Regions from separate parts of the Homo sapiens genome. Here regions 2, 3 and 4 are each linked to region 1. The links are chromatin loops, found by intact Hi-C in ENCODE. Cell type or tissue: PC-3. All regions are shown on one strand. Region 1 overlaps TENM1 (teneurin transmembrane protein 1). Region 2 overlaps STAG2 (STAG2 cohesin complex component). Region 3 holds the start of TENM1 (teneurin transmembrane protein 1). Region 4 overlaps TENM1 (teneurin transmembrane protein 1).

The links. A loop is a pair of places that touch in the nucleus more often than their neighbours do. Peaks named below come from ENCODE experiments on the same cell type or tissue, not always from the same donor. Only the 100,000 strongest peaks of a DNase experiment are listed, where the experiment ranks them.
Region 2: a loop joins it to region 1, with 10 times the contacts of the local background. A loop is called at or near these places in 2 of 110 quality-filtered maps.
Region 3: a loop joins it to region 1, with 7 times the contacts of the local background. A loop is called at or near these places in 2 of 110 quality-filtered maps.
Region 4: it touches region 1 in a loop (20-fold over the local background); 20 of 110 quality-filtered maps call a loop at or near these places.

The regions. Positions count from the first base shown.
Region 1 is chrX:124,402,052-124,410,051 of GRCh38, forward strand. It overlaps TENM1 (teneurin transmembrane protein 1), which reads right to left. Exons shown (of 35, transcript NM_001163278.2): 29 at 4,266-4,438; 30 at 2,980-3,215. Among named protein-coding and RNA genes, the nearest start is that of SH2D1A, 59 kb to the left of the region's middle. RefSeq lists an enhancer at 3,963-5,162. In PC-3, a CTCF peak has its summit at 4,795 (motif pointing right); a DNase peak (open chromatin) is centred at 4,770; H3K4me3 peaks cover 327 bases; H3K27ac peaks cover 343 bases.
Region 2 is chrX:124,093,349-124,101,348 of GRCh38, forward strand. It overlaps STAG2 (STAG2 cohesin complex component), which reads left to right. Exons shown (of 35, transcript NM_001042750.2): 33 at 670-796; 34 at 2,024-2,101; 35 at 7,226-8,000. The coding sequence ends at 7,249. Among named protein-coding and RNA genes, the nearest start is that of STAG2, 140 kb to the left of the region's middle. In PC-3, a CTCF peak has its summit at 4,937 (motif pointing right); no DNase peak of the experiment used is centred here.
Region 3 is chrX:125,202,478-125,210,477 of GRCh38, forward strand. It overlaps TENM1 (teneurin transmembrane protein 1), which reads right to left and starts at 1,835. Exons shown (of 35, transcript NM_001163278.2): 1 at 1,327-1,835. LOC124905211 (a long non-coding RNA gene) reads left to right here and starts at 1,983. Exons shown (of 2, transcript XR_007068314.1): 1 at 1,983-2,222; 2 at 2,565-5,643. In PC-3, a CTCF peak has its summit at 3,356; a DNase peak (open chromatin) is centred at 3,214; H3K4me3 peaks cover 3,906 bases; H3K27ac peaks cover 399 bases; H3K27me3 peaks cover 1,975 bases.
Region 4 is chrX:125,129,244-125,137,243 of GRCh38, forward strand. The region is part of intron 3 of TENM1 (teneurin transmembrane protein 1); the gene reads right to left. Among named protein-coding and RNA genes, the nearest start is that of TENM1, 71 kb to the right of the region's middle. In PC-3, CTCF peaks have their summits at 2,121 (motif pointing left) and 3,233 (motif pointing right); no DNase peak of the experiment used is centred here.

The DNA.
Region 1 (8,000 bases):
GTGCCATGCTAGGTGAGGACCTGCATTTTAGCTCTGGCTCTGATCCTTAATAGCTGGTTGACTTTGGGCAAATCACTTAACCTACCTGGGCCTTGGTCTCCTTATCTGTAAATTGAAAGTAACAATTGACAGCTGTGGTGATCAAATAAAATCCTGGCTATGAAACCATTTTGTTCACTCTGAGGCACTAAACATATGTAAATGATTGTTATTGTTATTAGACTTCTGGGGCATGCCATGGTAACACCACCTGGCCAATAAGGGGCCTCATTTTTCAGTCACAGGACCTCAGGGAGTAGCCTAGAAGTGATATAGAGAAGAGGGCCTTGAATTTGTTGCCCTTATAGTCCAGTCCGCAAATCTGCTCAACTCTGCCACAGGATCGGAAATGGGTCACATTATAATTAGTACTAACTAAACACTTTACTTCTTAACACTAATGAGCTCCCAAATGTTTTATGACAATTAGCTTCTCAGCACTAAGAACAATTTGGGATATGGGGTGTAAATTACAGTTTATAGTTTCTCTCCATTATCTGTGCATATGGAGGACAGAAAACAGGATGGGTTGTTCTAGAAAATGGAAACTTCCAAGGTCACATAATATAGGATGAGTTATCCTAAAGAATGAAAAATCCCAAAGTCACATAGTATATGATTTGGTTCAGAAAGTTTTTTTGAGGCTATATGCTGGGAGAGGTACTAAGAAATCATGTCTTCAATACAATTTTTCTGTGATGAGTCCATGAGGTCGATAAGCCATATGTAGATAATTCTTACTTTCTCTAGTAGTACACTTTTATTTTACAGGTGAAAAAAAAAAATCAAGGCATTTCTTAAAGCGTTTGTAAAATAGGGTATCAAGGCCAGGTTCTCTAACTTCCCCATCCAGGGTTCTACCCAGGAGGTCCTATTTCTCAAAGAATTCCGATAGAAATCTTTACTGCTACCCACACATTGGTTTGATATTTGGATTGGTTTCACTTCTCCATTCAGTGGCATATCTGGTAAATATTCTGTCAGAAACTTGTCAATAGAATCGAAACATAAAAATTGACTTGTGCACATACAAATTTCAGTAGCTTTATAAAAAAAAAACCCAAACAAAACCAAACAACAACAAAAAAACCACCCACTAAAGTCTGTGGCTGTGTGTCACCAAGAGAACTGATTGAAAAGTGAGCACTGGCCGGGCACGGTGGCTCATGCCTGTAATCCCAGCACTTTGGGAGGCCGAGGCAGGTGGATCACGAGGTCAGGAGATCAAGACCATCCTGGCGAACACGGTGAAATCCCGTCTCTACTAAAAATACAAAAAAGTAGCCGGGTGTGGTGGCGGGCACCTGTAGTCCCAGCTACTTGGGAGGCTGAGGCAGGAGAATGGCGTGAACCCGGGAGGCAGAGCTTGCAGTGAGCCGAGATCGCACCACTGCACTCCAGCCTGGGCGACAGAGCAAGACTCTTGTCTCAAAAAAAAAAAAAGAAAAAAAAAAGAAAAGTGAGCACTGCTGTAGATTATTTTGTTCATATCAAGCCATATGACCGGTTTGACTGCCTCTCTCTGGAATTGGGTGGTTGTTTGGGGGTTGCACTTCCACAACCTTAAGGTTACCAAATTTTTGATATGAGTTCTACATTTCTTTTCAAATAATTAATATGTCAGTATGTTCAATTCTTTGCCTTCTACTTTTAAACTTAACTTCCTCGTAAAGCAACCTTTTTCAATTACCTACTCCACCCTGACTCATTCCGATTACCTGCTCCACCCTAAATCATTCGGATCACCTGCTCTACCCTAACTCATTCAGATTACCTGCTACCTGCTCTGCCCTGACTCCCGCCAAAACACTCACCCCGTCATTCTCTTTAAATTAGCCAATCGGAATTAGTTTAGTCTGTGCGGTCTAACCCTAGCCAATAGGGGAACGACACAGCAACACGTGCGTCAGGGATAAGAGCCCCTTCCCCTCCCTTGTCCAAGTGTGCACTCACCATTGCTCCATCTGTAAGGGCGCACCCTTCTATAGAAGTAACTTGCCTTACTGATAATTAAAAAGAAAATTTTATATTCGAGTGCTATTCCTTTTGCGGCACCGAAACTTTATATATAACAGAAACCTTCCCGGTATATCAGGCGTGACACAGGTGCTCAAAGCAGATCTGGCCTCAATAGTGAGTGATTATTTCCCGCAGGCTGGCAGTTGCTCTAGGGCTGATATTGAATGTTACTACATGTAGAAAGCTGGCCACATCATCCTAACACTGGTTAACGTTCAAGAGGAGGCAGGTAGACAGAGTGCTATGGCGATTGTAGGCTTTGTGTGCTGCAGAAAAGCTGACCGAGGTCTCCTGGTTAACTCTGGTGAACTGTGCTTGGTAAGGACTTTAAAACTCCCTAATCTATAACTTCCTCCAGGCAGCTCTGAGTACCTCAGCCCAATCTCAGTACCAGTCCTTTATCCCTCTGGCCCTGGATATGTATTCATGGCAATGCTATAATTCACTGATTTTTCCTCTTGTCTTTGCCCAAATGTTGCCTTTTGTCTCACATCCTTTTGTGTGTACCTGCGAGGTCTTTCCAAAGAGCTACCTGGAAAGCAGGGACCTCGGTCAACTCAGTGAACCTGATAGACATCTCCAGGGCATGCTGGGAGGGGTGCTGGAGGGCCTCCTTTGACTAAACACATTTCTCCAGCCAGACTTTCTTGGTGAAATTGCTACTATTAGAGCACTTTAGCTGGCTAATGACAAAGAAAGCTCCTATTAGAATGCTCATTTAAGGATACTGAACCATTATCGGCCATTAGCATCCTCTTTTGAATTAGTATATCATATAAGCCAGTCAGTCACTTAGAAAAGCTTTGGAGAAATGGGACTTCAGTTTAGGGAGGCTCTGCAGTTAAACAAACAAACAAACAAACAAACAAACAAACAAAACACCTATAAAAGTTCTATATCTTGTGTAAAGTCAAGCCTTACCCTCAGCCTCCTTTCAAAAGCCGAAACATTGCCTTTGTTTTGCTCCTTCCTCTGCCGCCACTCGATGAGGTTTGCATTGTGCTCTCCGGGCAATGAGATGTTGCATTTGCCCAGGGTAGGGTTGACTGCCCCTGCCAGGATGTGGGGCTCTGAGCTGAGGCCGATCTCCATCCCGCTGGCAAAAGTGACACGCAGGGAACCATCTGGATTCACCCGATAGGTACTTTGAGTATTTTCTGTAGACAGAAGAGCAAAGGAGGAAGAGGGGGAAGGAAGGGAAGAGCAGGAAGCAGAAAAGAGACAGGTTTAGTTTTAGGAGGCACGTTTGGGGGATAAGCAGGTGGGGTGCTGTGGTCCTATCTGCCTTCTGGGCTAGACTACCGCTCTGACAGGCAAACGTGTTCCCTATCCATTTGGGTCTTGTTATTTTCACAGCTGGAGTATCTGTTTCTTGGATAAAAGACTCTTGTCTAACACTGCAGGCTGTTTTTGTTTTTTTCTTTTTTCATTTTTAAAGAATTCCCTCCCTCACTGACTTGTTGGATCAGCCTCCTCAGTTTGATATGCTGGGAGCTAGAATGAGAAGAGTGTGAAGTTCAACGTAGCACCTTACCACCTGGGCCCACCATCACAGTTGCCGTACTCCACAAAATACCACTAACAAAAGTTAGTGTACTCTTAGAGTGTCTGGTGTCACCACCTAACAACAGAATGAGGTCTTAATGACAGGGCAGAGAGAAAGCAATTTCTCTTTGTGCACTTGTCCTCTAGCTTCTAAGACATTCCAAATCCTATCTCCCTTCCTTCCTTTCTTCTTCTGTTCTTCCTTACTTTTCTGTCTTCAAATATAATGAGTTTTTAATTCTCTCATTTCACTTATATTCTTGCTTGGTCTGTATCCTAAGATTTTCCTTTTTCTTCACCCATGTTGGCATTGATCTAGAATGCCAAGCTCAGCTGGAGCCCAGGCTCCATTTATTTAATATAACCTAGCCAGACCCTGAAAGACCTTTGCAAACAGCTGGGTATTGGGAAATAAGTTGATAGCAGAGCAGACTTGGCAGGGATTGAACCTCATGACTCCCACAGAGATGGGCCCAAAGTTGATGTGAGAACTTGTAAAAGGTGTGAATTTTGTCTGTGTTTCAACTTCCATAGCTGGAAAACAGGAAGAGTACATCTTCTCAGCTAGAGGTGAATTCTGTTTATGAATGGTGTACGCAGGTTTCAAGGTGGATGTTGACATAGGGGCTGTTACAGTCAGATATCGTTGGAAACAATCTTACCTTGTTTTAAAATATATATGGTACTAGTTGCCGTCAAGTTGGTTGACATGAGGACATTTTCACGGTTGGAAGTATCTAGCTCCACTTTTGTCAGCTTCTCCAGGTCACTGTGGAAGCTGCTGACCTCTCCAGTGGGAAACGTTGCATTGGTCAGGTGTCCCTCGGGGTCATACCTGAGGAATGTAACCAATCCCAGCTTTGAAGCGTCTCGGCAGTGATAACAGGACTTTGCAAAATAAAAATCACTTGGCAGCTAATACAGTTTAACTTTGAGTGATAACAAGTATTATTAACCTTGTTCAAGAAGAAGAAAAAGGTCAGAGAGATGATTAATCAAACGAAGGTATTTTTTGCAGCTTCTGAATTCTTGATAACTTCCTTGAGCTGTGCTGTTTTACAGAAAAAATATATCTGGTAATGAATCACCAGGGTGGAACACTGATTTATGAATCATGTCCTGCTGTGTGCAACGTTGCAGGGAGGCCTCCGTTTGCGATTTGGGTCGATCCCATTAGAGGTGATGGATTACAAAACCCAGCAGAGGGTGCTGTTGTCAAAGCAAAAGAAGGTACAAAAGGGCCCTCAAAGGCTGAGAAGCCAATATACTGACTTTGGGTTATGATGGGAAAATTATAATTTGCTGCTGTTTAAGTTGCCAAATTTGAAATGAATGAATCATTCTTCCAACAAAATGAACAGGCACAGAGGATAATGGAAACATGTTCATTAAAACATTCTGGAGCCCTCTGATCTTGATGTCACTTAAATTTTAAAAATCTTTTTAGGGTATAGTACATAAGGTTTTGTAATTTGTCTATATGAGTAAGAGACAAAAAATAATTACCTGGGATAATAGGCTATAAGCTATATCTAGAAATATAGTCTAGGGAGTTTACTTTTTCCAAAAAAAAAAAAAAAAAAATCAGAATTATTGGCAATCTCACTGTCCTCCAAATGAAAACTGCTTCCCTGAAGGCTTTTGATGTGGAGCTGTTCTTTTATTGCCAATAGAACCATGAAAAATAAACACTTCATTAAAAGTAAACACATGTACTTGGAAACCCATTACTGTTTTCTTTTCAAGTTGCAAATTACAAAATATTTAAGCACTTTTATTTGCCTTTTAAAATGTTAAACAATTATATTCTTTTTACCCAAAATGAGCAGGATTCAGCCTGGACACAATGGTAGAGACTGGCTGTACTACTCCCTCCCCCAACGATTACACAAAGTGGCATAGTAATTCAGTATCAATCCATTATATTCTAAAAAACTCAGCCTGGGTAGTTGCTCAAATTTTAATAACTATACCAGCCTTTGGAAGGCTTGGGAAAAGCAGTTGGACTGTACTTTATAGGACAGACTTGAACTTGAGCCTATACATAATGCCACCTAAAGTTCAGTTCTGCATATACACGTGCGTGTGTGCACACACACATATATATTATCAGTTAAAACAGTCACATATGTGAATAGAATGAATCAAATAGGTTATTGACATCACAGATATGCCTAGCCTTAGATGTTAAATTGGGTGTCTCCTTTGTTTAAATGGATTTCAGTCGAAATGGTTGGCACAGTGCTATTATGCAGCTAAGGACGCGTTATCAAAGAAAGACTGAAGAGTGCTGTTTCTTCCTGGGGTTAATGGCAAAATCCTTCCCTCTGCAAAGACTGCCCACGTTCTGCCTGCTGTGGGGCTCTATAGCTACAAGAAGCAGAAGAACGGAGCATAGGAAGGCTCGAATACCCACTTTAGCCCCAACCTTGTCTGTTTGGTCTTCCATCCAGGGGAGAAAAACAATAATATCCAGCCTTTTTTAAAAAAAATTAATTAATTTTTTTGAGACAGTCTTGCTCTGTCACCCAGGCTGGAGTGCAGTGGTGTGATCTCGGCTCACTGCAACCTCCACCTCCCGGGTTCAAGCAATTCTCGTGTCCTAGCCTCCCTGAGTAGCTGGGATTACAAACGAGTACCACTACATCTGGCTAATTTTTGTATTTTTAGTAGAGATGTGTTTTCGCCATGTTGGCCAGACTGGTATCCAACTCCTGGCCTCATGTGATTCCCCCTGCCTCAGCCTCCCAAAGTGCTGGTATTACAGGCGTGAGCCACCACGCCCGGCCCACTGTCCAGCCATTATTCTCCCAAGGTAGAGGAGGCAGGAGTTTGCAGGCAGTAGACCGAAGGAAGCTGCTGCATGCCTTTCTTATCAGGGGAACTGTGGCCCCAACAACCTGGATTATGCAGGCACTTCCTCTCTGTTCCACATGAGGCACCAGCAACTTTGCCTCATTGGTTTCCCTTTCCTGATTTCTTTCTTTCTTTCTTTCTTTTTTACAATAGTAAAACTTTTTTTTTATTATTATACTTTAAATTTTAGGGTACATGTGCACAATGTGCAGGTTAGTTACATATGTATACATGTGCCATGTTGGTGTGCTGCACCCGTTAACTCGTCATTTAACATTAGGTGTATCTCCTAATGCTATCCCTCCCCCCTCCCCCCACCCCACAACAGGCCCCAGAGTGTGATGTTCCCCTTCCTGTGTCCATGTGTTCTCATTGTTCAATTCCCACCTATGAGTGAGAACATGCAGTGTTTGGTTTTTTGTCCTTGTGATAGTTTGCTGAGAATGGTGGTTTACAGCTTCATCCATGTCCCTACAAAGGACATGAACTCATCGTTTTTTATGGCTGCATAGTATTCCATGGTGTATATGTGCCATATTTTCTTAATCCAGTCTATCATTATTGGACATTTGGGTTGGTTCCAAGTCTTTGCTATTGTGAATAGTGCCGCAATAAACATACGTGTGCATGTGTCTTTATAGCAGCATGATTTATATTCCTTCGGGTATATACCCAGTAATGGGATGGCTGGGTCAAATGGTATTTCTAGTTCTAGATCCCTGAGGAATTGCCACACTGACTTCCACAATGGTTGAACTAGTTTACAGTCCCACCACCAGTGTAAAAGTGTTCCTATTTCTCCAAATTCAACAACCCTTCATGCTAAAAACTCTCAATAAATTAGGTATTGATGGGACGTATCTCAAAATAATAAGAGCTATCTATGACAAACCCACAGCCAATATCATACTGAATGGGCAAAAACTGGAAGCATTCCCTTTGAAAACTGGCACAAGACAGGGATGCCCTCTCTCACCACTCCTATTCAACATAGTGTTGGAAGTTCTGGCCAGGGCAATCAGGCAGGAGAAGGAAATAAAGGGTATTCAATTAGAAAAAGAGGAAGTCAAATTGTCCCTGTTTGCAGATGATTGTATATCTAGAAAACCCCATTGTCTCAGCCCAAAATCTCCTTAAGCTGATAAGCAACTTCAGCAAAGTCTCAGGATACAAAATCAATGTGCAAAAATCACAAGCATTCTTATACACCAATAACAGACAAACAGAGAGCCAAATCATGAGTGAACTCCCATTCACAATTGCTTCAAAGAGAATAAAATACCTAGGAATCCAACTTACAAGGGACGTGAAGGAACTCTTCAAGGAGAACTACAAACCACTGCTCAATGAAATAAAAGAGGATACAAACAAATGGAAGAACATTCCACGCTCATGGGTAGGAAGAATCAATATCGTGAAAATGGCCATACTGCCCAAGGTAATTTATAGATTCAATGCCATCCCCATCAAGCTACCAATGACTTTCTTCACAGAATTGGAAAAAACTACTTTAAAGTTCATGTGGAACCAAAAAAGAGCCC
Region 2 (8,000 bases), 310 kb before region 1:
CACTTGATGCATAGTTTTCTTGTAATATTTATCACATTTTGTCATAATTAATTGTTTATCTCTGTTTGCCATGGTAGACTGTAAGCTCCTTGAGGGCAGGAATCATGTCTTAGTCTTATTCATCTTTTTTTTTTTTTTTTTTTTAACATCCATAGGACACAGTAGAAGCCTGTCACGTAGTAGGCATTGTGTGAGTGAGTGCGCGCATGCCTGGTACACATTAGGTACTGAATGAATGAGGGAGTGATGATGGGTAAAATTAGCATTATATATTGATGAAAATATATGTTTTCTGAAAATGTCATTTTTTTGGTCTCTGTTTTATGTTTGTTTATTAATTTGTACCCTGCCTACTTTCAAAAAGGATTTGAGGTATCTTGTATGTTCCCATGTGGGAAATTCTCATTGAACCTTGTATATGGGATATCAGAACTATAAAGCTAAATGTACTGAAGTAATGTAGAATAAACATAACTCCTTAGCATTTTTAGACAAGTAAACATTGGGTTTTGATATCATTGATGACATAATCAATGCCTAATCATTCTCCCTGACCTTTAATTCCATCATTTTCCATTATACTTGAATATAGAGAGCCACATACTGCTGCCTAGATATTAATAGTCACGACATTAGTTCAGATCTTGACTTTGTTTTATATTTCTCTAGTCGGCGTGGCACAAGCCTAATGGAAGATGATGAAGAGCCAATTGTGGAAGATGTTATGATGTCCTCAGAAGGGAGGATTGAGGATCTTAATGAGGGAATGGATTTTGACACCATGGATATAGATTTGGTAAGAAACTTAATGATTTCTGTAAGATTTTCAGTTTAGATCTTTTGAAAATTATGTTGGATATTTATTAGAGTAGAGAAATACTTACCAAGAGAAGTAAGTTTTGCAAAAATATTAAAATAGTTGCCAGGGGTTTAGATATATGGGAAGGGATTTAGAAGAGAGTAAGGTTGGTGAAGGTGGTAGATCCTAGATTAAGATGATAACAATTGTCTGTTTGTTTCTGAGATTAATTTAGGAATATATAGGTTTAAAGGGTATATTTTGATTAATACTAATTTGACTATGAAAATCAATTTTTATTTAATTATGCATTTTAAAAAATATGAGTTAGTATAAAAGTATACCATTATCAAAACAATATATTAATACTACTTGTTGAGACAAATTCCGTATCAGATAATGAAGTAAAATTACTTAAACTTGGAAGGAAATTAAATACAGGTAGGAGTGTATTCTTTATTAATAATTAAATATGTGGTTAGGGTTGATCATATACAAAATGGTTTTACATATTTCATCTTGCTACATATCTCATTAAACTTTGTGAAGTAGGTTGAAAGGATTGAGGATATTGAAGCTTACTCTCTCCAAAGAGGCAAAACTAGCAAACAGTAAAGTTGATACTTATAAGTCCAGTCTTATGATTCTTTTTAGTATATTGTGTATTCTTCTTAAATAATTAAATTTTTAGAATGGTATAATTTGGTGCCTCGAAAGGAATATGATTTTTAAAGTAAAATGAAAAGTGAGTTTTCCGGTTTTTGTCTCTTAGGATAATTTTCCATGAGTTTTTTTTTTGAGATGGAGTCTTGCTCTGTTGCCCAGACTTCAGTGCAGTGGCACAATCTCAGCTCACTGCAAGCTCCACCTCCTGGGTTCACGCCATTCTCCTCCCTCAGCCTCCCGAGTAGCTGGGACTGCAGGCGCCCGCAACCACGCCCGGATAATTTTTTGTATTTTTAGTAGAGGCCGGGTTTCACCGTGTTAGCCAGGATGGTCTCGATCTCCTGACCTCGTGATCCACCCGCCTCGGCCTCCCAAAGTGCTGGGATTACAGGCGTGAGCCACCGCACCCGGCTGATAATTTTCCATGAGTTTTTAAAATATTGTGTCAGGTACACTTGGAATCACATAGACCATGTGAAGAACTTGGATATTTTCAGTTACTATCTGGTTTGTAGATATAGCTAAACTAATGTCAACTTATTTCCTTTTTTCCTTTAGCCACCATCAAAGAACAGACGAGAGAGAACAGAACTGAAGCCTGATTTCTTTGATCCAGCTTCAATTATGGATGAATCAGTAGGTTTAATTTAAATGTACCCTAGGATTGCAAAATCAGAAGTATAGGCAGTCTCTCAGTTTGAGGTTGAAGACCTGGGGCAGCATACTGAGAATAGATGAAAACAGCTGGATGTGAGAAAAAGAGGCAGGCAGGCAGGATTTCAGTGGGAGGGGAAGAGAGTGCTGCAATAGTGTTGACAGATTAGAAAAGTACTTTTGAATCCTGGCTGACTGGGACTTGAATATTAAGGAATTTGGACTGTTCTTCCAGGTTTGTACTGTTCTTCAATGGGTTGCCCATTGAAAGATTTTAAATAAGGTAATGGCATGATCAGAATTGTGTTTCAGAAAGATTTCCTTGACATTTATGGATGGGACAGGATGAATGAGGGGCGTCATATAAAGGCATGGTGAAAAATAATGAGAACTTGAACAAAGGCTTTGATAATGAAGAGAAGGGTATCTAGCTATCTAGGATGAGAGTCAGTTACCACTCCCACCATCCTTAATTGGTTATTATTGGGTTTTGTCAGTTATTTTTCTTAAGTACCTCTTATATCAGTCCCCTGTGCCATATTCTCCTTGACAGTGCCTTGATTCGGGTCCTCCTCAGTTTTCACATGGGCTGTTGCAAAGCCTTTAAGCTGATATTGCAGTCCCGCTGCTCCTTTATGCCTCTTGTGGGGTCATCTTTCTAAAAATGCAGATCTGATATTCTCACTTATCGTTCTAAGTCTTTTATTGATTTTTTTCCCCCCCATTGCCATTAGGAAGAAAATTCTAGCTCCTCAGCCTAGCAAACAAAGCCTTTTATGATCTGGTTCCCTTGCCATCTTAACCTTGGCCTTTTCCTTACATGTATTCTATGCTCTAGCCATATCAAATCTTGTAGTTCCACTCAGATACACTATGCTCTTTCCTGACTCCATAACTTTGTATAAGCTTTTTTCTGCCAGAAATTCCCCTTTATTTTTCCTCCTAGTAAAGTCTTTCTTTGATACTAATTCTGACATTACCTGTGGAATTTTTGCTGACTTCCACAGATTTTTTTTTCTCTCCTTCTTTAACTGTTTGTACACACTTTATTGTAATAATTACCAGACTTGTGTAGTGAGATAGGATATTACATGCCCTGGTCCTTCACTAGACTGAACTCCCTGAGGCAGTGATGATGTTATTCATTCTTAGTTCTGCCCAGCACAATAGATATTTAGTTTTGTCAAATGAATAAATCATTTAAATGCCCTGCCATCTCCCTTTTTAGAATCTACCCATTTTATGTTCCTTGTTCCTCACACCTACTGCCTCAGGTGACGGTTATACCATCCTCAAAGGCCTGCCTTCTATGTACAATTTCTACCATTCCCACCTTGCCCTCTCCTACCTCATAATCTGCTTTCAGATAGCTTTTAGAACTATTTTGACAAACTAATTCACACTAACATGTTTACTAATAAGGCCAAGGGGCCGGGCTCAGTGGCTCATGCCTGTAATCCCAATACTTTGGAAGGCCAAGGTGGGAGGATTGTTTGAGCCCAAGAGCTTGAGACCAGCTTGGGCAACACAGTGAGACCCCATCTTTACAAAAACTAAAAAAATTAGCTGGGCATGAAGATGCATACCTGCGGTCCCAGCTACTCAGGAGGGCGAGGTGGGAGGATTGCTTGAGCCCAGGAGGTTGAGGCTGCAGTGAGCTGTGTTCACAATACTGCACTCCAGCCTGGGTGACAGAGCCGAGACCCTGTCTCAAAAAAAAAAAAAAAAAAAAAAAAAGTAGAATCTGCTTCAATTGGTCTTAAGTGTGGCCTGAGATTCTGCACTGCTAACAAATGCTGTCAGTGCTTCAGGTCTGCAAACCATACTTTGAGTAGCAAGACTTTATAGTACCTAATGACCTGTTGCACTCATAAGTCTATAGTTTAACTGCACACTGAAGTTTATGGTTTTCTTGATAATTAATCTAACAGTATGTATCATCTTAGTTTGTTAAATAAAACATGGAGGTAGTGATTGTGATGAGGGGTAAAGGAATATTTTCAAGCAGGTGCGATGAAATGCATTTATTCAACAATTTATTACATCAGAAGTTGGTGCTAAAGCGAATAAGACACTCCCTGTCCTTAAGGAATTCATATTCTAGTGCACCTTGACTATCACTTTGAAATGAAAAGTATGGAAGGTAGTAGCTGAGAGTTTGGGTGACAGACACTGTGCTAGGTATGATTTATTTTGATCCTCTCAGCAACCGTGTGAGAAAGGTAATGGGAATTTCCACTTTCATACCATAGCAAGCTGAGACTGAAGAGATCATTTAGTGACTTTGCTCAGTTATACAGTTAGCAAGTGTCCGAGTAGTAATTTGATGCCAGTTCCTTTTGATTTAATAATCTCATGCTGTCTTCTACTGTTGTGCTTCCCAAAACTAAAATCCCCATTTGGATGAGAACACCAACAAAAGTAATTAAGAAATCGAAATGGTTAACTGTGATCAAAATTAATATGGGCAGTTAGGATCACCATTTTTTAATGTATTTGTCTAATGTCAGGAGAACTTTTAACATTCGTTTTCTTAGTTACATACTAGATTTGCAAAAAGGTGTTCTTCAGATTACTAAAATAATGAAACAGCAATATTAACTATGTGTATCTATTTTTGACATTTAACATTTAGAGAAAAATAGGGGCCTAATAGTCATTTTTTATTTATAGTGATTTTATAGCATTCTCATGTATATTGAATGTTACAACTGAGGGGCTTTTATTTATTCTTAATTTGATAATAGTTTAGCTGCTTCTGCTACAAAAATTAGGAAAATTAGCACATGTACTTATAACTGTAGTTTTATAGCATTACCACATGATGGCAGCAGTCACATAACTGAATGCTCAGTAATCTTTAAAGGCTTAGGTGTCTTTAGAAGTCTTTGACCATGTAATTTTTTTTTTAAAGTTAACAGTTTATTTTTTAAATATACACTAAACTATACTCCATACTGTCTTAACCATAACTTAAGAAATGGAATAATGGAAAATTTTGAATGTCAAATTCTGTTTGCCTTTATACAATACCCCACATCTGTTCTTACTGAAGCCCATAATACCGGAGTCATCTAAACAGTAGCAAAATTGGGATTTAAATTCTTTAATGTCCAGTTCTGAGATTCTCCAATTCTAAGGGAAGTAACTCAAAGCACCCTAATGTAGACACTTCAGTTTGTTACTAAATAAATTGTAAAAATATCTTTTTAAACACTTAATTTTTAAACATGATTTTCTAAATAAATCATAAAAAATATCTTTTTAAACACTTAATTTTTAAACAAGATTTTCTAAATAAATCGTAAAAATATCTTTTTAAACATGATTTTCACATTATCCAGGAGTGGTAATATAAAAACTCTGAACATATTTTGTGTTGCATATACATAAAATTCTAGATTTATGGTGTAGCTGGTTTTATATTTGGACACAAAATTGGTTTATACCATTTTGATAACAGTTGTTTTCTGCCAGAATTGCCAAAATACACTGAAGTTTGATATTAAATATGTTTAAGTATTTATTAATGTTAACATCAGAAACAGGCAGAGTTTGTGTTGGCACAGAAAAGAAAGTGTCACTACTCTCATTCTCTTGTGTTGAGATTCTCTTATTAGAATTATTTATAGTATAAAATTGGTAAAGAAGGGCTCCATGTAATGGAGCTAATTTAATGTTCTAGTAAGAGAATCTACTTATAACCTAGTCTGTACAAAACAAAAAGAATCTCAAGTGTTTGGGTGCTTTCTAGTCAGGCACTCTGTTTGGAAAGAACTTGAGTTCGTCTTCATCCCATACTCAATACTAAATTGCTAATTAAGATTTTGTACTTTCATTCATCATCAGACCTTTTCTACCGAGATTCATAGAGTGTTATGGTAAGAATTGGCCTTTAAACATTATCTCGGTCTTTTTGGTGGAAACGTTCTAACCACCCAAACTCTGACTTGAACCAAAAAAGGAGAACCCTGAAGCATGCGGGAAGGGGAGAGGACAAGGGATTAGTAGTGTGGTAGTTACTGTGAATGGACAGGTAAGAAATTGGGTGCACGAGTCCTCTTTGTTTTCATTACTTGGGATTCCAAACACTACTTGATAATTCATTATAAAGAGGCTGCAATCAGATACTTGTTTCTGGATCTGCAAATACACAGTTTCTTCAGCTCAAAACAATACATGAGTTCTATGACTTTTGTTCATAGAACTTATAAGAGATTTAACTTACAAGTAAGAGCTCTTTGTAATATTTCAGCTCATTACATCTGGCTTTGATATCAGTTCTTAATAGCTTATTATAGTATTCTAAAATATTACTTAATGGGCATAAGTGCTAGAATTTTAATTGAACAACCTAACTTTTAGTATATATACTAAGAGTCACATGCCATTCTTGTTTAGTGAACAAGGGAGAGTTGCTCCATTCATCATCTGCTTTTACTTTTAGACAAGTAATTATTAGATTTTACCTAACATTCCTTTCTCAGTTGGAGTATATAGAAAGCATCAATGTAAGTCATTTTGCCCAGATTTTACCTTACCCTTTTGATTTCTTAAAATTTGTAGTTCTGTTCCATTCACTTTGGCCAGATTTTCTAAAGAAAGCTTCTTGCTTTCTACATACTTGAATTGTTCTTAGATTTTTTTTGGTCTGCATACTCAAATGCCTTTTTGAAAAACCATATCCACTTCCCAGCACAAATAGCCAAGTTTGCAAGACTTTCTTAACCCCTTTCCAAGGAACCTGTGCCAGAAATATATGTGAAGAAGCACATTCATTTATTCATTTAACAAATACCTATGTTGAGTGCCTATGTTTAGGGTATTATCTAGACATTAGTGGTACATATAAGCATAATTAATCCAAGGTTCCTACTTTAATTATATGTGAGGTAAGTAGCATCTTGATTAGTCCTGATGTTATTTCATTATATATCATGGTCAATTTAATTTTAGAATTATACATCTGAAGAGAGGGGAAGTTTTCAAAGTGGTTTTATTAGCATGTTATTTAACATAATAAAGTATTAATGTAATATTTATGGATATATTTAAAGAAATGAATGACTTTTAACGAGATTTTCTCCCCTCTCTCTCTCTCATTAGGTTCTTGGAGTGTCAATGTTTTAATACCAGTACACAATTAAATCTGTGGTGAAGTCATTTTCTAAGTGGAAGAGGAAATTTTAAAGTGTGGTAGATACAGTGAAATTCTGTACAGATTTTTCTCTAAGGAGAATATGACATGCTTATGCTTACCAAGATCAAGTGCATTGAGGGGCAGTTTTGTTTGCCTGAATAAACGTAAAGGACAAGTAAACAATTTGATGATAAGCTACAGTTTTTCTTAGAAAGTAAATATTTTATTTATGCGCTGTTAGTTGGCTTTTGAATCGATTATTTCATGCTTTTTTTTAAAAAAAAAAAAAAACAAAATAACAATCTGAAGAGGCATTTGGTACAGATATGAATTCTCTTACATTTATTTACTGGTTGTACTAAATAATGATGACCTCTGCTGGATTTCTGTTTACATCCAGAAAACAATGTTAAGGATGTATTTATTCCCCTACCCTGAAGAAAGTGTAGGATAGAATTGTTTTTAGCATTCTAAATTTAAATGCTTAAAACGTCAATCAACAAAACTTTGTTTTAAATATTGTAATTGTGGAGAAAAGTAAACTTATAAGCAGAACTTTTACAATTTTTTCATCTAAAAGTATTTTAAGATATTTTTAAAATCCAAGAGCTTCTCTATACTTTTCAGAAATATCCAGATGCAGTGAACTGCCAGAAGGTAACCAGTCTCAAACATGCTTATCCCATTATCAACCCTGAAAGTTTGCTTGTCCTTTAAGATAAAAATGTAATGTTGTGATAT
Region 3 (8,000 bases), 800 kb after region 1:
CAGGTTGGTATCCCAGGAAAACAACGGTTAAGTTCAGGACGTTTACTGACCAATTGCTTCATATTGGAGATGTAGAGCTTTTCTACCCCTATTAGCATATCGCCAGTAGCAGTGATGCAGATCTGCTCAACCCGAAGCTGCCGACGGCGAGTACGAGCTGCAAACCAGCCCCCGCCCCCGCCCCTACTCTCCCAGTGGCGACACAGACGTGGAAACATCTACTAGTGGAGTGAGATCCTCTGTCTCCGCAATTGTAAACAACTGACTGCATCGGGTTCACTGAAATGTTTAAATACACTCCTGACTGCAAACACATCCACTCACCAAGTAGCGCTAACAATCTCCCCTTCTCCGCCTCTAGGCAAAGCATCCTGAAACTAAATTGGCAATCCTCCTGTTATGGAGTGGAAGAAAGTGAGGTTACATTTCCCCAAGCCTGCCTAGCGGGTGCTTGGCGCTCGCAGATATGCTGGCCGTTGCTGAATCTCGGGGACCAAGTCTCTGGATGAAATGCGGAAACACACAAACCCGCACATTGGAGCGCATGGTTAAAGTCAACACCGACGGCTCCTGGAGCACCGCCTGGGTTGTAATGACTATCTCTTTTGACAAAGATTGACAAAGGTATAGGGAGGACGCATCGGGTGGGGCCCTCGACGGCGGCGTAGGTTAGGAGGTCCTGCAGTTCCCCCGGGAACCCGGGCTCCCTGAGTGAGGCTCAAATAGAAATTCAGAAGCAAACAGGTACTAAAGTGCGTCCTAGCCCTTGGGCATATTCTCTGCGGAGACAGCAGGACCTGGACCCCAGTGGCAGAGCCCCAGGCGAACGCTCCAGGGTGGGAGGGATGCCAGAGAAGCGCCCCTTTCTTTCTTTTTAGACCGAGCCTCCCATCCTCACCCCAAGCACCCAGGTCCACTTGTTAGAGTGACTGGGCTCTGCGCGAGAGCCGAGGCGAGGAGGCTCCCTCTCAGAACTGAAGGAGTTGGTTGGTAAAAGTGCCGCCTGGGAAGCCCAGCGAGCCCTCGAAGGGCAGCGTCCCCAGGGCCCGCTGGAAGCTTGAACTGCGAACAAGGCCGACCTCCCTTCTGCCCCAGATGGTCCAGAGCCCCATGGCCGGCGGAGACCGGGAGAAGAAGGATGCGGAGGCTCTGCCACCTCGGGCAGGAGTCCCAGAGCGGACTCAACCGGCCGCTAACAGCCAGGAGCCGCCATCCGCCGCCTGCAGCCTCGGGGCGAAGTTCGCCTGTAGTCCTTGGGGTAGAAGGTTGGGGGTGGCGGGCGGGAGCGAGAAGGAATGGGGTGGGAGCCAGGAGAAACGCACCTACCTATTCCAAGCGCAAGTTTCGGCGGCGTCCCCAGGTGCTGTTCCCCCGCCCCCTCGCCAGGTGCTCGGCTCCGCCGGGCGCTGCCAGTGCCCGGGACTTAGGGCGTCTCGGCCGACTCCTGCGGGAAACGACTGTAAATCCACATTACTGTTCGAGCTGCCGCTCGGGCCCCCGCATTGCTCTCCTCCGGCTGCTGGCAGCGGTGCTCTAAACCGGCGGCCGCCGGAGGCAGGAACCGAACCTAGCTACTATTGCACCAGCGGACGACCGCTGCCAGAAGGGTGCTTGCGCCCAGGGTCCTATGTGTGTGCGAGAGAGTGTGAATACGTGTGTGTGTGTGAGTGAAAGAGAGTGTTCGTGTGTGAGAGAGCAGAAGGGGTGAGCTCAGCCCCCGGGGCACTCGGAGGTGAACTCCGGGCTGAGCCGAAGCTCGCCGCGCTCCCGGGTGCTGGGCGTCTGCTCGGCTGATGGCTGGGCTGATGTTGCCGTGGCCGCCGCCGCCGCGCTCTAAGGCTGGTCGCGGTGGTGCAAAAAATGTTTCTCCGCTACTCGAGACCAAAAAACCTGCCCTGTCTACTGAGCATGCCCGGTTTGACAGCTTCACAGCCGAGGTTTTTTTTTTTTTCTCCTTTTCCCCAAGACTCCAGGTTTTAGCCGCAGCTGAGATGGGAGGTGGAGGGAGGTGGGGGGAGGAGGAGAGGGAGAGGAGGAGGAGGAGAAAGAGGAGAAGGGCTTAAGGAGCAAGTATCGGGCAGAGGAAGGGAAGTCGCAATGAGAAAGATCAGGGTGTTATAGGGTGGAGAGGGGAAGGAGAAAGCTGGATATGGAAGCAGAGGAAGGAAATATGGATCAACAAAATTTAGATTTCCTACTACAGTGGATAGATGCCTGGCCAGGTGACTCACTCGATGTTTTTTTTTTTTTTTTTTTTTTAATTACTTTCTCCTGAGGGTGAGGGGTGGGGTGGGGGGTTCGGATGAGTATTTGTCAACCCCAGGATCAGCCTGGGACAGTGTTACCTAGTCATGACATACACAAACATCGCGTGCACACACACGCGCGCGCACACGAGCGCACACACAGGAGCACAATCACTGCTTCTATGTTCAAAGCCTCAGGACTGACTTAGAATGCGAAGTCTTTTGCCAGTATAACTTTGGCAAAAAAAAAAAAAAAAGGGCGGGGGGAGAGAAATTGTTTGGTTTCCTTTTCTTATTCTCCTCTCCCCCGCCTTCCAGAAAAGCCAAAAGCCCGTGAATGCGGTGCATAAGCGACCCACAAGCTCTCGTGCGTCTGTCGGTGAGAGTGCACCGCCGACTGCGTCCTGCTGACAGTGTGACCCCAGAGCGCCAAGGCCGGCCGGCCACATGCAGCCTACTGGCGGCGCATCAGATCAGCAGTAACGACGTCCACCTGAAGGTGGTTGGGGGAAGAGGGGAGCGCTAAGGGATCCTGCCCTGCCTGGCCGCCCAGGTTCCTGGGCTCCCTAAACGGCTCCGCCCCTCACCCAGCCTGGCACCAGGGCACGTACTCGGGCGAACCCAGCGCGCTGCCCCAAGCCCTGGATCCCTCCCTCCCTCCCAACCCTCCTCAGCTTCCTCGAAAAAGCGGAGAAGCGGAATCTGCACGCCCAGAAACTCGCGTCAGAAGCCTTAGTAGTCCGACTGGGCATGCTCGGGACTTGGGGCGCTTCGCATGGAGGCACTCTCCAGCGGCTAACATCTGTCCGACTGGGCCAGATGTGAGTCTGAAGTAGGAGGCTTGGATGCACGCTAGAGCAGGCTCTGGTTCCGGGAGGGGTGGCGGCGACGCCCACAGCAGTCTTCTTTCCGGCTTCCCACAGAGAGCAAGACCGTGGGAGATACCAAGTGCCGAGCCAGGGGAGCTGCACAAACTGGAGAAATAGGAGTCTAGCGGATTCCCAGGCCTCCTGCCCCGCGGTGCCACCCCAGCCGTAGGCAGGTAGGGGGCGCGCAGAGCAGCTAGGGAGCACCGCGTGTGCTCCCAAGGGACTGCTGACCTCTAGGTAAAGAAAAGAGAGCGTGAAGAGTCGAACATTCTTTGGGCGAAGGACGTTTACTGATTTTTTTTTTTTTAAGTAAAGAAAGAAGGGCGTGTGTGAATGCGTATATGTGCACGCACGTTTTAAATTTTCCTCCGCAAGAACAGGGACAGGAGAGCGAGAAGCTATTGCCGAGTTGGGAACCCGCTAGAGGTTACAATAAGGCAGGCTTGGAGTCGTGGCTGGTGCTAGTTACCGGGAAGAGTTCCTCTTGGCGCGGTGGGCGAACACCAAAGCTTCCAACTGTTCCCTTCCCTGGGTGGCGGCAGCTGCCCAAGGTCGGCTTCCGGGCTGGTCTCTGTGCTCCTGAGCAGGGGGACCAGATTCAGTTTCAGAAAGAGAGGTAGTACAGAGTGACGCCAGGGGGAGTTCTCTGAACCGTGTGTTCCCATTTTCCCAGCTTTTGATATAGGTATTTGCAAAGAGGGAGCATTGTAAGACCATCACACCACCAAGGGGAGGAAATACAAAGAGCTGAACACTCTAGGGGGAAGAATCAGGGAATCAAGAGCACGTTTATTCCCATCGTCCCTTCCCAACAAGGTCTTCAGCTTCAGGCAGGAATCATTTGGATCCCTGCGGCTCAACACCCTCCCACTCCCGTCCCGCCCCACCGCCCTGCCAACAAAGAAACAAAAGATGACAACCAGGCTCTGTAGGGGCATAGCAACTGCTTCTATCACCGGCTCTCTGTTGGGCTGTTGAGAAAGCAGTAGTGAAAGGATGGGTATAAAACCTGTGTCTTGCCACAAATATGTAAACGAAACCTTCCTAAAACCCACTACCCTCCTACAAAACAAAAACAAGTTATTTGTATAAACATATATAGATTTAAGTATCCTAAATAAAGATTCCACATTATGAACTGCCCAAACCCTGAACTGTGGAAGGAAGACTTTCAGGATACCTCCTCAATCCTTACCAAAGAGTTCTGGAAGGAGAAAAAAAAGAAACATCTGGCCAGTCACTTCTCCAATGACTGGAAATACTCTGGGTGTTTCCGTAACCAGCGATTAAGAAAAGAACTCCCCATAACAAAAAGGGAATTCTGGCCAAATGGGACATGGACAAACCCTAATGACCAAGGAAATGGAATATGAATTTAAAAGCATGATTATCTCACTCTCATTCTTGCTGTTCCTTTGTTACTCTTCTTGAAGATACTGGCAGAAAGGGAGAGTTGATACTTAGGGATTTCATGAAAGGAGGCCGAGTTTGTTTCTCTCCTGGCAATTCAGCAGTCCCTGTAATCATTTTTTTTTAGAAATTCTCTACCACCTCCTCTTTATGCTGTATTTTCTCTAGCATTCTTCCCTCTCATTTCCTTACTGGTCTCCTGTGGCTCCCTGGTGTCCTTAATTCATTTGGTCTGCACCTGTCTCCCTTTAGTTCCTTCAAAACATTGTTTCCAGTCCTAATTCCGAAGTACAGAGGGCTCTGTCACTTTTCTCTGTTTCCTAAGAACTGATTTGCTGCTTCTAGACGCCTATATCCTGATATTGTAGGTGGATTTCCTAAGGCATTTATTCAACTTTAGAGATTCCCCAGACACATTTAAGCAACATGAAATTGCAGAATTTTCAAGTAGTTTTGCTCATGGGACCAAGAATTTCTATTTCAAATATGAATATCAGGAAGAAGACACACTAAATTGCTAGTTTCAGAATAGCCAATGTAAATATAACAGATTGTAATGGAGCATGCAATCTCTATATGACAGTTGTCCAGTTGCCAAGTGTATATTATTAAAATAATTTGCTAGGAATTTTAAGATATATACCTTTTTGTTAACAAAGACACACACACACACATGCACTCATACACCTTTTTATGTTTATTCCCAAAACTAATGTAATTACATAAATTCAATTCAGCAAGTGATTATGGAACATCTACTATATTCCAGGAACTGTGCCAGCATTGGGAATAGGCAAAGAAATTGAGACTTAAAGAAGCTAAGAAATGTTCAAAGATGTGTGAACAATTTGCTAATCAACAAGTATATACTGTGTGACTGTTACCGTGTATCTAGACTATTTCACTCCTAGAGAACAATATTTAGATGTTCTGGCCTTGATTTTTTAAATATATTTTTAATCTATAGGTTGCATTCTGTGAGAAGAATGCATAATGGAAAATATGACATGTCAGTTTTGTTTCTAAGTACCCTCATAATAAGAATGTAAGTACAATAATATTTGTATTAGTCTATTCTCACGCTGCCAATAAAGACATACCTGAGATTAAGTAACTTATACAGGAAAGAAGTTTCATTGTACTCACAGTTCAGCATGGCTGGGGAGGTCTCAGGAAACTTACAATCATGGTGGAAGGGGAAACAAACATGTCCTTCTTCACATGGTGGCAGCAAGGAGAAGTGCAGAGCAAAAGGTGGAAAAGCCCCCCATTATAAATCCATCAGATCTCATGAGAACTCACTCACTATCACAAGAATAGCATGGAGGCAACCACCCCTATATTCAGTTACCACCCACAGGATCTCTCCCATGAAACACAGAGATTATGGGGACTACTATTCAACATGAGATTTGGTGGGAACACAACCAAACCATATCAATATTAGAAGACTAAAGTCAATATCAATTACATAAACAAAATCAATGTGCACCATCTGAAATGAAGGAGTTTTGTTTGGTTGCTTGTCTAATGGCAAGATGTTTTCAAAGGCATAATTTCAACATGTACTCGTTGTGGTAGACTATTATTTCCTATTTCAACTGATAACAACACCATCCAGAGATCAACTAGCAGAGATTATGAGTAGTGCTGGCACCTTAACTTTTGGCTACAATGATTGGAAGCAGGAAAGGTAGCTTAATGATTTTCTACCCAAACAGCTTCCATAAACAGGGCTGTAAAATTGCAGTCACCAGCTTGCTGCAAGGGAGTGCCCATTTCCGGCCAGCTGTGGGCTCCCCCTGGGGAAAGCAGCCACCTTGGAGGAAGCTTATTTGAGCCTGGATATGAACAGTTGGTGGCCAGGATTCTGCATCCATCTGTTCAGAACAGAGTCAGACACACTATTTTTCACATACCCAAGTAAGGCTCAGGAAAACAACTGGCAAGCCAATTAAAGTCTTCTCTTTACCTAATCCTATTTAGTATCCAAATGGACCCTGTGGAGCTACTTCTCTGGCCAGAGTGCGAAGGAGAAACAAAATGCCTTTAAAAAAAAGTTTGGGCTTTAGCAAGGCACTTTGTATTCCACACAGCAAGTTCTGCTCATGGAAGTGTACATTCATATATAATATCCCTCACTGGAAAGGCTCCATCAATGCTGCTTTACCTTACTCTCAGAATAAAATACATCCCTAATACAGACTAATCATAACCTTCAGAAACCAAAGCTTCTCAATAGGGTGCAGTGGCAATTCATTTGTATTATTGCTATAATGGATTCAAATAACTGCCTAAATTTAAATTTATAGATAGTTTTAAAAATGGTACCTTGGTCCTTAATTTATATAAAATTCACTTATATTCACTATCCATACACATAAACCAATATGGCAATAATAATAATTTATACCCTCATAAAGATAACATAGTGCCTTCCCTTGAAGATCTGAAAGCTGACTTAATGCTAGTGTTTGTCTTTTTATTGGAAATACTTTTAAGAATATTACTTTTTAGCATTTTTTAACTATCACAGTTGTTGAAAAGGGGAAAAAAATTGATTTCAAAATGTACCGTGATTTCTCCTTAAGAGATAAAATTACACTCCAGGAAAAGAACTTGAAAAGAGTATAGAACAATTAGTATTACTCGGTTGGCATTTAAATGCACTTGAACTTCTCTCTAACTTTGTGACCTCATTATCATAATCTTTTAAGTGAATTATTGTGATTGACTTATACAGGTAACTACTAATTTGTATTGAAATAACTAAAATATTTAGTGCTTCTAAAACACATGCTTAATAATGGCCATAAGAAGACTTTTATAGTCACATACATTAACAATTACTAACAAATGCTAACAATTATTAGGATAGTCCTTCATAAGCAGATTTAAAAGGCATTTTAAATGAAAATTTGGAACTAGGATGTTATCATTTTCCATACAACACAATAAACATGAATAATTTCTTCTCAGACTAAGAAAATAGGCTCCCCGTATGTATCTTCATTCTCTCATTTATACTTTCACTAAGTAAAGATTTACAGAATACCTGCTATGTGCCTATTCGGTGCTAAGTACTGGGAAGACAGTGGTAAACAAAACATACATATTCTTGCCCTTGTAGAGTTTACAGACTACTGGTAGGAGACAAACAGAACCAATCATACAACGAAATATGTAGTTCTAAACTGATGGGTGTTCTGAAGGAACAGAACAAGGTATTTGCAAGAGAACAACAGAGGAGACCCATTTCAATTGAGGTTGAGGTGGTTGGGTAGGCATTCCTGAGGCAGTGGCTATTAATCTGAGGCCTGAAGAATGTGGAGTAATTGGCATTCCAGGCAGAGAGAACAGAATCTATGGTATTTGATGTAAGGAATGTCTTGGTACCTCAAATAATGCAAGGTCAGCCTGTGCACCTAGAGGGTAAGGAGCATAATAATGTAGGGGAGGAAGTGATGTAAGATGA
Region 4 (8,000 bases), 730 kb after region 1:
TTGTTATGGCAACCTGAGCTAAGACAGCGCTCATATCCAAAGTCCTACAAGAGAGTATTAAAAACAAAGTACTTTTTAAGATTTTGGTGGGTGCATAGTAGATGTATATATTTTTGGGTTACGTGAGATATTTTGATACAGGCATGCAATGCATAATAATCACATAAGGGTAAACAGGATATCCATCACCTCAAACATTTATTATTTTTGTTACAAACAACCCAATTATACTCTTTATGTTATTTTAAAATGTACATTATTTTTCACTGTAGTGACACTATTGTGCTAGGAAATACTAGGTCTTATTCATTCTTTCTATTTTTTATACCTATTATCTCCACTTCCCCCCACCCCCATTACCTTTCCCAGCCTCTAGTAACCATCCTACACCCTATCTCCATGAGGTCAATTACTATAATTTTTAGCTCCTAGAAATAAGTGAGAACATGTGAAGTTTGTCTTTCTGTGCCTGGCTTATTTCACTAAGCATAATGACCTCCAGTTCCATCCATGTTCCTGCAAATGACAGGATCTCATTCTTTTTATAGCTGAATAATATTCTATTATGTATATATACCACATTTTCTTTATCCATTCTTCTGTTAATGGACACTTAGGTTGCTTCCAAGTCTTGGCTATTGTGAATAGTGCTGCAACAAACATTGGAATGCAGATATCACTTCAATATATTGGTTTCCTTTCTTCAGAGCAAATACCTAGGAGTGGGATTGCTGTAGCTCCTAAAATCATTAGACAAATTAAATTACTTACTAGCATCATCTATAACTCCTTACAGTTGAATAGAATTTTACATTTCCCAGATAATTTTTATATATCTCAATAATCCTATGAATAGGCAGGACAGAAATTACTATCTTGTGTTTATAGATAAGGAAATTGAAGCTTGGAAACATTCAGTGTTTTTTCAAAAGTTATCTGGTTGCTAAGATTCTCTTTACCATGCTACAACCAAAACTTCAAAGATGTACTTGTAGAGGCAGTTTGGATATTTTAAAAATAACAATACAGGCATTCTCTAAATTCACCTAATTTTATCACCATTTTAATTCCTTATTTTTCTAAAATATTATACTACTACTCAAAACAGAAGTAAAAACTGAAATTAAAGAGCAAAATACTAGTAAATCATAGTGTTATCAATGACAAGGTTCATTATCTTGATTAATGATATAAAAACAGCAGGCAAATTTGGCATAATTACTTAAAAATTAATTACCTTAGATACCATCAAGTGTTAACATAAAGACATCCATTTAGGTGATGATAGTATTTAATATTTTATGATTATAGCAAAACAAAATTAAAATATGTATACTATAATATGATTTACTTTGATTATAATTGAAATTATTTTTAAAAGATAATTTTAAATTCAACTTTTAAGTCAGCTTGACTTTATATACAAATCAGCTTGGCTTTATATACAAGCTGACTTAAAAGTTGAATTTAAAATTATCTTTTAAAAATAATTTCCTTTTGGTAATTCTTCCACGCATTCACTTGAATGTATACTGAGCACCCATTATCTGCCAGCCAGTGTTCTATGTGTTGGGAATACAATAATGAACAAAACAAAGTCCTTGTTCCCATAGAGCTTTCATTCCAGAGGGGATAGGGGAGACACTCGGTAAATAAAAAAGCAGGTAAAATATAAAGTATGTCAGAATGTAATAGGTACTGTAGAGTAAAACAAAGCAACATCAGAGGGTTATGGAGTATAAGAGAGGGTAAGCCCCTGCTGATAAAATGACATTTCAGCAGAGACTTGAAGGAAGTAAATTTTCAAACAGCAAAACACATAGGAATAAAGTATTTTATTAATTCACTTCATTTTGACAAACCTACTAATGGAATTTCTTCAAATTGTTATTATTTAAAGAAACAATCACCTTGTTCTACTACTATTAAATCCTAAGCTACTGTGGTTAACACAGAGGATTTCTTTTCTCATAGGCTCTGGTTTAATATTTCATGGCTCACATTTTCATGTATCTGTCTCTAAAAGACAGCTTTACTGATGCACTAGTCTAAACATGTGTTTATAGCCATCCCTCACATATATATTAAGGAGCTCCTGCCACCTAGTGAATAAAGAGAACACTGCTTTGTTTAAGGTATCAGCTGCTCTACCAGGTCAAAATTCCAGATCTCAAAATGTGGGAATTTTCTACCCAGAACTTAAAAGTGCCACCTGTCCAAAAAGGATTAAATCCTCATCAACTGCTGTCCAATAGTTTTGTATGTTGCACTTCAGTACTTATGAAGGTGACTTAAGCTTGGAACCAGGGATTTCTCTGGTGGCAGGCATTTGGCTGATTGCCTTGAAGAATGGAGTAGGGACTGACAATGAATCAGTAGAAATGGTGATGACTACTAGAGAAACAAATAAAAAGGGTCCTATTTTCTGTCATTTTTATATTGAAATGAAGGTCAAACCAACAATAGCAGGGGAAATGCATTCATCAGGCTAATTTAGCTCAATCTGGGTTATAAGAAGCTAGCTTTCTTGTACATCTAGACATGTTACAGTCATTACTCTTCCAATGGTTGTACATACTTGAGTACTTTGTTGGGTGCTGTTGTATTGAATATCCCTAAGCAACATCAAAATTCATGTAAATGAGGTGAAATTGCATTAAAGCGGCCAACATAACAGTTTCACACAACATTTGCATGATTTGAGCAATATTTAGAACGCAGAAAGTCCATGGAGCATGACTCATTTGACAGTTGGGGTGATTTCAATTTTCAATAAATTTGGTTAATTAATACTTTAATGATCGATTATTCCCTGTATCCCACAGTTAAGCGTGTTTTTCATTGCATGTGCATGGCCTTGGAACTAGTTTGAAAATGTCTTTGAGTTAGGGTTCAGATCTATTAGATGAGCTCTACATAGTGGCTTTCTCAAACAAAGCCTAATGAAAGCCTCTCCATGAGTCTCATTGAGTGGTCACATGGGGTTCTATTCTCCACAATCTAGTAACCTCAGGGGTTCAGAGAGAAAGGGTTGTTCTAGTGCAGGATACACTGAGTATGGCATCTGAGACAACTGCTTACAAGTGAGCTTCTAGTGATTACACCTGTTAGTATAAAGCTCCTTTTATCTTCCTTTTAAATTTTGCCTTTTCTCATTTTTCTCATGGCCTTATCTTTTCATCTTCTACTTATGCACATTGACTTTCTCTGGCTCCACCACTCTTGCTACCACTAGGAGGCACTATAATGTTGTAGAAACAACATAAGCTTTGGTGTCTGACACATCTGGATAGAGGGGGTAAGGATAACGCTGATAACGGTGATAACTACAAAGCAGATACCCTTTTTGAGTAGTTGGTGTCTGGAACACTGTTAAGTGACTTATACATATTATCTCATTAAATATCCACAAAATTCCTATGATTGATTGTAGGTACTATTATTGTCCCTGTTTTATTGATGGGGAAACCAGGCACAGAAAGTTTAAGTAGCTATCCCAAAGTCATACTGGTAGAAATTAGGGGAAGCCAGAATACAGGCTCACCTGCCTTTGCCTTTAGGGCCTAATTCTTAACTACAGTGTTTAAACAAGTTATTTAACCTCTCTGAGCTCCGGTTTACTCAACTATAAAATGAAGATGATAATGTATACACACTCATAACATTATTATGAAGGTAAAATATACCTAACTGATGAGTGCCTTTCCCTCCCATTTCTCCTTTCTTCTTCTTCTTTTTTTTCTTTCTTTTTTTATTATTATACTTTAAGTTCTAGGGTCTCGCTCTGTCGCCTAGGCTGGAGTGCAGTGGCATGATCTCTGCTCACTGCAACCTCCGCCTCCCGGGTTCACACCATTCTCCTGCCTCAGCCTCCCGAGTAGCTGGGACTACAGGCGTCTGCCACCACGCCTGGCTAATTTTTTTGTATTTTTAGTAGAGACAGGGTTTCACCGTGTTCGTCAGGATGGCCTCAATCTCCTGACCTCGTTATCCGCCCACCTCAGCCTCCTAAAGGGAGGGCCTTTAGGGATTACAGGCGTGAGCCACCGTGTCCGGCCTTCTTACTCCTTTCTTAGGAACATAGGCCACTGGTAATTCTTCAAGTATCACTAAGAACTTAATTTGTCAAACTCAAGGTGTAGCCTTAATTTTCTTCTTGAACTGACTGTCTCAGAGTTTATTTAGAACAGTTTCCCCATCACCCCATCCCTACCCCCAAGGTTACAAACGATACTCTCCGGATCATTACTCCAACATCAAGATAATCCTTTAAGCATGCACAGAGGAATAATGGCATCAAGAGAAATTAGCAGCTTTTAAAGCATCCCCTAAAGTCCTTGTCTCCTCCCCTCTCACTTACTTCAAGGTTTATGTTTGGCTTTATTCTAAAAGAGCAGTAGTATCTATTTATCAGGTCAGTGTTTACACTATGTAGAAATAGTATCTTTGTCCCAGTTGAGACCAGTATAGTGGCTACTGTCATCAAACTAGAGGTCCAGATGAAGTCCTGTAACTAAGAGAATAATCGCCTTTGCTCCAGAAAAATAAATAAATAAATAAAAATTGGAAATTGTTTTTTAAAAACGGGCTGATTTCATACTTACCAATGGACAGATTTACTGATCATTGGAGTTTACCACAATCCAAGGTGCCTTTCTGAAAAGCCTATTGCCCTTAGGGATGAAAAGATTGGAAAAAACCTTCTGTTTAGATATCAGTTGGTTTCCTCAGTTGTAAATGTTAAAAGCTGCTTTGGTGGAAGTCAGCCTGATTTTTGTATTTCGTTGCCAAGAAAGGGGGAGTTCTAAGAAAAGGTCCATGTATACTGCAACCACACCCCAGACACTAGATATCATCTGACCTTTGAATAAGTGTTTTGTTCATATTAATCTTGTCTCAAAGGTAAGATAAAGGTAAGATTACAAGAGCTCACTGTAGTGTATCAGTATATGTTATAATACACATAGTCTGCAGCAGCCTGCCTCACCTGAGGAAGCAGCCCAAACCAGTATTCCAGATCCAAATACAAGAGAAAGGCTGTTTAAAATCAGGGGCAAATGAAGGAATATAGATTTTTCACCATGGCTGTGTAATTAGGAGGACATGGCTACCTGTTTTGAATCTGGGCTAAAACTCTATTCCCGGTTTCTTCTTGCCTGAAATGAATCCTGACCAAGTTGCTTGTATGTTTGGACTCCAGTCTTGTACCCTCTTACCATGCTTAATCCTCTGGATGCAGTTCTCTAGTCTACATATACCAAACTGGGCTTCTGTTTGTGCCTCCAGCATGGCTGGATTTCTCACATCAACCACTAGTTTCCCCGAAACTCCCAATTATGACACAGGTTTGCTGGTTTGGCCTGATACCTTTAGCCCCAAGTTTGCTCTCCAAGATCATGCATCATTCTGTCCCTCCACACAGTGATCCACACAACCTGGCAGTCACTGCTAAATTTGAACACTCAGAGGGAAGAAAATGTGTCTCTGTAATTCTCTTGGCACAGCACACATGCAGTTAAGTGCTTTTTGATTATGATAACTGAATGTGCTCAAAAGTTCTCATAATAGAAACAAATTAAGTCCCTTCACAATGAAATTTATGAAGGCCCAGTAGATTAATAGTACCTCATGGTAGTGGATGAAAATGCCTTTTCACCACTAGTATAAATGAATCACTCTAAACTAACAGGGTGGTCTCTTTAAGAATAGGTACAAGAGAAAAGTGGATGGGAGAGAAGCAGAGAAGGTCCTAAACAGCAAAAACCACCCAGAGACCTGCCACATCCAAACAAGAATTTTATGAACATCCACTGCCTTCAATCTCCTTTATCTGAATTCATTTCAGATAGTACAATTTCTTTCAAAAGATCAAGGAAAAAAATGGCCTTGGGTGTGTATTCTATGAACAATGGTTGCAAAATGTTTTTTTATCACTAAAAGTTGCTGGGTTTCATCCTTAACACAACTTTTTTCAAAGCTGAAGTTATCTAATGCCCACAATAAAAAGCAGATCACTCTACTTGTGTGATCTGTTGTGATTTTAGCTCCCTGGGGATGTGACCATTTCTAACACAGGCCTATAAAGCACCTTCTGCATTACTGGCTTTCAAATGCTTGGCAGCAATGATTGAAAGAAATTGGATAGGAAGTTTAAAAATTAAAGTTCTCATTACAATGGTTAATTGGTTATGTGTAGGATTTTAGATTAACAGGATGACTACTAAATGATGTCTATCAAACCCTGGGGCTAATTATCTTTTCTCCCTCTGAATATCACTTTTACCGACACTAAAAATTACATAAAGCATGTGTTTCTATAAGCTTGGTATTGCATTAATGGGTGTTCTACAAGTGAAGTTATACAACAGAAACAAAAGAAAATTCTGGAATAAAGTTATTAACATTGCAATGAATGTTAATAACCTTCTATCTTGGTACTTTTCAAGGATATTCAAAGATTACTGATATGCTTTTATTCAAAAGAAAAGTGTAGAGTATCACATGTCCCTAATCTTTAGGATAGTTCAACTTTATAGTGTCCCATATTCTTCTCAATAAAGATGACTCAGAAAATGTATAGCTAAATGCAACTTAATTGTTATGCTTCCATGTATCTTATTCTATAAATCAGAATACAAATCTGAAAATGAATTCTTTGTTGGACTATGTGTCCTAATTTTTGGTTTAGAACATATGACAATCATAGGGCTAGGTAAATAGACATGAGTTCTACCTTTACAACATTTTAAAGGTTTGAGATGCTTGGATATATGTTATTTGTTTTGATTAGGGTTAGTTTTCATTTATTATTTTTTTCTAATGCTGTCTCAGCAGAATCACGTTTTTATTTTTATGGTTATTCTTTAGACCTTAAGGAAGAGAAGACAGGCTGCTAAAAATTGAAGTATGAGAATCAAGATTTATTTTGTAATGACAGCCTGGATTCAATTGTTAAACTCTGGGTGTAAGGAAACGTTTTCTGATCCTGATGGAACAGAAAAGGCTTCTAAGAGAGCAACTGAGTTAATTACTGGGAAGGAGAAGAGACACTGCCAAGGTGCTCTAAGTTCAAAAACCAGTCCTAGTATCTTTGTTATTAATAGTCTTGCACATCTACTACACACTCGCTATTATTTTGATATATACTTTCACTTGCATCATCTCCTTTAATTCTTAAAACATCTTTATTAAGTGAGTTCTATTATTTTAACTATTTCATGAAAGAGGAACCTGAGCCTCAGAGAGGTTAAGTAACGTGCTGCAGGTCACAAAGTTGGCAAGTGGCAAAGGCAAGGTTCAAACCTAGTACTGATTACTACTATGTTAAAAGTGACCAGAAAACAAACCAGACGAACCTAGAAAGATATCCAAATCAGAAGTTGTGTTTGTTTCAGAGTCTTATTTGAAATATAGTCAGCTCTCCACATCCATGGGTTCCATATCTGCAGATTCAACCAACCACAGATTGAAACTATTTGAAATTAAAAATTAACAATAGAACAATAAAAAAACAGAAAAAACAATACAGTATAACAATTATTTACACTGTATTTGGGTATTATAAGTAATCTAGGGATGATTTAAAGCATACAGGAGAATGTGCATCCATTATATGCAAATGTATAAGGGACTTGAACATACTCAAATTTTGGTATCCATGGGGTCCTGGAACCAATCCCCCACAGATATCAAGAAATGAGTGTAGACCACGGTTCCCAAAGTATTAAGAAAGTATGGTGTAGGGAAGGAATGTGGGCATTGGAGTCAGACAGACCCGAGTTCATAATTCAGTGCTTGAACAAATGAGCAATGTGGCTGAGGACTAATTATCTGACTGGGCCAAGACTCATTTCCCTCATTTATTAGTGGAGTGGTGGTTGTGCCTGCCTTGCCAGATCATTGAGAAAATTAAATGAGATAACGTATATAAAGTGCCTACCAGTTCTTGGCACACAGTGTGTACCCAATAAGTAGTCTAAGTGATATTGATTATTATTGTG